2 separate regions of the Homo sapiens genome follow, and region 1 is linked to region 2. Evidence: read pairs that join two places in POLR2A ChIA-PET (ENCODE). Cell type or tissue: MCF 10A. All regions are shown on one strand. Links, peaks and the distances in the headings refer to the core of each region. The heading gives the core; the rest is flanking DNA.

Evidence for each region. ChIA-PET counts read pairs that join two places held together with the same protein. Peaks named below come from ENCODE experiments on the same cell type or tissue, not always from the same donor. Only the 100,000 strongest peaks of a DNase experiment are listed, where the experiment ranks them.
Region 1: POLR2A ChIA-PET joins it to region 2 with 5 read pairs; 4 of 35 experiments call an interaction of 5 or more read pairs at or near these places.

What each region holds. Positions count from the first base shown.
Region 1 is chr1:198,867,546-198,870,484 of GRCh38, forward strand. The region is part of intron 2 of MIR181A1HG (MIR181A1 host gene); the gene reads right to left. Among named protein-coding and RNA genes, the nearest start is that of MIR181A1, 9.9 kb to the left of the region's middle. In MCF 10A, for the core only: no CTCF peak of the experiment used is centred there; no DNase peak of the experiment used is centred there.
Region 2 is chr1:198,931,545-198,934,483 of GRCh38, forward strand. The region is part of intron 1 of MIR181A1HG (MIR181A1 host gene); the gene reads right to left. Among named protein-coding and RNA genes, the nearest start is that of MIR181A1HG, 4.4 kb to the right of the region's middle. In MCF 10A, for the core only: no CTCF peak of the experiment used is centred there; DNase peaks (open chromatin) are centred at 917 and 1,167.

The DNA.
Region 1 (2,939 bases), core at 270-2,769, 64 kb before region 2:
TATGAAAAAAGTGACGATTACTATACAAATAAACAAATACATTGTACGGCCATAGGAGGAAGACAGAAGTATTTATTCCCTAGAAGTATTGAGCTACATACTCAAATTGGCACAGAGACTCAGAACATTGAACAATTTGAGACAAGCTATCAGATAGTGACACAATTCTAGCTTATTTTCCATGTCCTTTATATTATTCTATGTATATAATGTATTAGCTTCTATTAACAGTTTTTTATTTTCTATTTATTAACCAAGAATTTGTTTCAAAATTGTACAAGAAAACAATATAAATTAAGTTCCATATTTGTACCTCGAGACTTACAGGCTATCTGATATTTCCAGTTGACCTTTAATATAAGGAGAAAATAGGATAGTGTAGTAGGTTAAGGGCAAGTACACCAAGATGATATAGAATTCTAGTTTCAATGCTACATATTTTTCACTGTGAAAAGTTTTCTAAAAATGAAATATAGACACACCAGTAATTTAATCAAAGTTTCTCTTTCTTGGCCTATCTCTCTCACTAGCCAGTGAAATCCTTTGGGTCAGAGGCTGTTTTTTAGTCATCTATAGACTGTGAGCACCTAATATATTTCCTGGAGACAGGAGGAACTCACTAAGTGCTTGTTGCCTCTTCCTTGATTCCCTAGCGCACATCAATATCTAGATATTCAACTCAACACAGTTTATTTCCCCAGTATCCTCCATTTACCTGACTTCATAAAAAGCAGTGTAGAAGTAGATAATTTTCATATTGGTGCCCCATGTGTCTGAATGTAATCTATTGCATTTAAAGTTATTTTTGAGAGACTGTATGCTTATTCTAATAATATTTTCATTTTTGAAAACATTTCTATATTATCCCTGTTGATCAATGCACATGGGTACCATGTAAAGTATAATAATTTGGGGCCCATGCAAAACAGTATTCATGAACTGTTTCTAGTTTTATTTAGTAAAAGGTAAGTGGAAGGAAGCAGAGAAGACAGTACCATGCCTTGGTTAGACAAAAGTCCTCCTTGGAAATGAGTTTATCTATTTCTGTTCTTACCCTAACATATCTTTAGCAATAGGTTTCACCCCTACCCAGATATCCAAACTACATACTATTTTCTCATTTAGGTAAGTTCTGGCAAAAAACAAAAACAAAAAACAAAAAACATATATATATTTGTTCTGTATTGAACATAATATGTGTTATATATTATATATAATATGTGTTATATATTATATATAATATGTGTTATATATATATATATATGTTTTCCCATTTTATTACTTTTCTAGTATTGTCTTAGGTGCTCAGGACAAATATCCAGCTAATCTGCTTGTGTTCAGCCACATGACCTTCAGAGGTCTTTCATTGACCCCAGATTAAAATCCACCTAAGTCTTAAAATTCCAATTCTTGTGAACCAAGCTGATCAACCAAACTGATCAACTACTATATGTACCATATTTTGCAACATTAAGAGTTTCTAAAGCTATTTTTGAAACTTGAATCATTCTCAAAGGATGGAAAGTTGTCTTGTTTGAGCATCTTTGAAGAGTGGGGTTAAAAAAATAAATGGTTCGACTTAATGGCAACTCCTAAAAACACTGTGATCAGTGGCAGATTCCCTGGCTTATGGTGCCATCTTTCAAGGCATTTAACTCTGAAGGGCAAACAGCATTTGGATGTATACACTATAGGGATGTGTTTTTCCAAAAATTAGTCACATGAATGTAAATATTGATATTTATTTTAAAAACTCAGCAAATGGAAAGTTTGTTTCACAGCCAAAAATTTTAAAAAATAAAAGCATTTTTTACTAACAGTTAAGATACTGCCAATTAGAGTGTTCATAAGGGAAAATGTTTTAGCATTCTTGGATTTTTTTTATTGAAGTAATTTTAGCTAGCAGATACTTTCCCCCAAAGATATCATTAGAAAGAACATTAAAAATAACAAAATAACTTAGGGTCTTTTTTCCAACACTTCTTTTGCTTTCATTAAATTCAGCACATATCGATGTCTAAAAAGTTGATAATCATTCCATTGTCATGTCATCTCTTGTTTTGTCTTTCAGTACAGCTTTCTCTGTGAGACACTGATTTACATTGTAATCTGTGGTCATCATATTGTACCTAAAATTACACTTCTAAATGTTGTATTGGATTTCTTCTTACTGTTCAAAGGAAGAAATTCTGACCAGTAAACAACAAATTGAATTATATAGTCACCTCAAAGAGTAAGCATCCTCAAAATAGCTTCAAACATATTGACTGACTTGAACAATCCAATTCGTTTCTCTCCATACCTAATAACTAACTACAGGGAAGGCATATTTTAAATAATGAGATTTACAGATGAATCCTATCATTCTGGAGAAAAAAAAACTATAACAATATATTATGCTTCAATCTATTTTTAGCTTTTATTTTCACATAAAGCAGAAAAGTGATTTTGGCCATACCATTTCAAAAATCTTCTATTATTTTTTTTTTCATTTCAGGGTAAAAAAATTGTTTACTAAATGGACGTTTTTAACCTAAATATTCATTTATAAATAGCTTCTTTCACATTCTCAATTCTATATTCTGCCAGTTTTGTTAAGATCACCTGAATGATACAAAAGTTACTAATTTATACTGACTTAAAATCAATCACACAAGCACACCATTCTATGGATCAGGACTGCAAGATTGGATCTGTAATGAACAAAATTAGCCTCGTGAAATATTTTTCAGTAAGCACTTTTAACTTATCCTAATTTTCTCATACTATAATGGAAACATTTGAGGGCATTCCAGAGAAATACTTTCATTTCTTTGGGATAAACAATTAAAATAAAAAAGCCAGAGAATCTATTGGGGAGAAAATATATCAATGAGTAAGCTTTCACTTCTATTATGGGAAATAGCTTGAAGCATATGGCAGAAGTAATGGCAAGTGGC
Region 2 (2,939 bases), core at 226-2,725:
CAAAGAACACCCAATCAGATAGAGTGTTGCCCTGAGACCACTTCAAAAACCCTGATAATTAATTTGGAGTTTTTCTTAACTCTATTATATATTTTTAAAGTATACACCTTTGGTTTATGGTTTTTTCTATCTTTATTAGGCAAACAAATGTCAATATGTCTGGATAACTTGTTTTCATCTAATATTTTCACCATTCGAATAATAAATGTCTTTTAAAAAAATCTTTGACTCTTTGCAGTAATTAATTAAGATAATTATTTGAGTCAAGAATTTTTCAAAAAGAAAAAAATTCTGGGAACTTAGATGCCCACTTTTAATACATACGTAATTCGCTGAGCTATACTGAATATGGAGCTCACGTTCTATTCTTGATTTTTTTTACTGGTCCAAGTTCAAATAAAATTTACATAAAAATATTTTCTTTATAAAATGACTATACAGATAATGAACCAAGAATATTATATAGTGAATATTTTCATGGTAAATTTAAAAAGCATATGTATCTTCCAAAAATAATGTTTTTTTAAATAACAAGAAAAATTAATTTAGTACAACCATTCTTTCATCTTAATTCAACCAATATTTTATTTTTTAACCAATAAAGTGCTTACTAGACAGTTGAAACTGTGTAAGCGAATAATAACTTAAAAGAATTACTTGTGATAAAATGATAGAAAAAGCCAACTCAAATAATTTTCATTGAAGACAAATCTTGCAGCTATATTAATATTAATAAAAATTAAATGCTTTTGATTAGTCTAGATTGGCTTGTAATGGTAAAACACAAAGACAAAACTGAGGCAGTGAGCCTCACAATGCCTCTACTGATTTCTCTACTGGCCCTTCCTCTGCACATGGTCAATTAGAATTGAAAATCCTGTGCTGATTTCATTCGCTGGAATTTTTAAGCAGGTCAGGAAGAAAGATGTTATTGAAAGGAAAAGTCTCATCTAAATAAGAAAGGAGCACGTGGCCATCTGGTCTTAGCTATACATATAAAAAGTTATTTCAGCTGAACTGCAGTCTTGATGTTTAAAAAGATGTGCCAGAAATCAAACCAAAATCTGTTTACGGTAAAATATCCCAAATGTTTCTTTTTAAACTTTCAAATATGCAATACACAGTTCATTTCCTATCTGTGATTCATGAGCCCATTTGACCCCAGCGCCTCACTGAGCTTGACTGAGTTTCACTCAGTAGAACATTCAATCATTTTTAGAACACTTTTCCTTCATAGAGTGTCAACAAGACAGTGGATCTTTTGAAAATTGTGAAAATAACTTTGATAGTTTTCACTCAAATTAATTTTGAGTATTGTCGTCATGTAGGATTGCAAGAATAAAATTTGAAACATAAAGCAGCCAAACCAGTTTCCCTTGTTTTCTCATCGCAACTTGAGGTTCCTGTGCATTCTCTGCACAGTGCTCAGGTATCTACTCACAATAATTTCAGGCCCTATGCCTAAAGGCTAAGTTAAAAAAAATTCTCTTTTCATGAAGAGAAATTTTAAGTGTTGAGTCTTCTTTTGCAAATCATTTTCATGGTAGTAAGAAACAGAGATGGTTTTAAAAATCACATTTTATACTGTTTGTCAAATTAGAGTCATATCTTTTGATATTCTTCTTTGACATGAGGTATTTGTGGTAATTATAACATCAATACATTAATTCATCCAATATCTGATAATGCCCTTCTGGTAGTATAGACATAGCTAGTTGATATCGCAATCTGAATTTTATTGTATTGAAGTACATTAGTAGTCTTCAAGAACTCTTATTATAAAGTGACAACAATTATTTGGGGTCAGAAGACTATATTCAAATACATTATATATATATATACATATATATATATACTAAATATGCTACATGCATGTAAGAGACATACATGATCATAATATCAGCACATGCTAAACAACGATGTAGATTTAAGCTAAGTCTTCAGATAAATACTTGGATTAAAATATTCTAATATATGAAACAAAAGCCTCTTGACATATCTTTGACATAAAATGCCCACTGGTTGTTTTTGTATATCTACTATGTTTGTTCTGCCATTTCAAATAAATCATTGCCATTGTGTAAGAAGAATAAACTGTACTATAGTAAATTGTTCTTTCTCCGTTATGCTCTGAAAAACCATTTGTTCTTGAATTGGCGTTACGTAGTTCAACTATTTCAATCAAGTCCATTATCTTCTTGTCTTTGAAAGATGCCTTTTCAGTAACCTGTACCCAATGGGCAATGTCATGTATTGTTTTTTGAAAGTAGGTAAAATTTAAACACAACTATTTGCCCATTTTAATCTTTGATAAGGAAATTATATAATTAATCATCAATCTTCCACTATATGTTGGAAGAACTGTTTATGTCAAAATTACAGAGTTAGGCCAAGAATTTCTTAACGAAGTTATTTATTAGTTCATAGTGGAGTCTTACCCTATAGACTGTCATCTAACTTGTGTAGCTTGTTTTCTCTAAGTACAAAATGTGTCAATTCTTTAGCTACATACTTTTCTTAACAATAGTAACATGAAAGCAGAAAAAGAACAAAACATTTTTTCATTTGTTTTAAAACAGTCACAAAATACATTGGCAAAATGAATCTTATTAATTTGTTGACATATACGTAGTGCTGTTTATACATATATGCTTTGAAATTCCTTTCAGATTAATTGCTTTTTAGTACGCAAGAATGAAGAAGTATTAAGAGCAAATTCCAAAATTTTAAAACTCATGTATCAGATACGTGGTATGTAAAAACTGGTAAGTATAGCAGTCATTCTATTCTAATGAAGATTAATTTAAATTACACATCAAAACTTGGTAGTTAAGGGGTAGAATGTATACAGAGTTGTTCTATATCTACCTCTCAAATCTGGCAATATGTTTTGGTAAAAGTATTAAACTTTATTGGAGTGAAATAAAATAATGTACTGA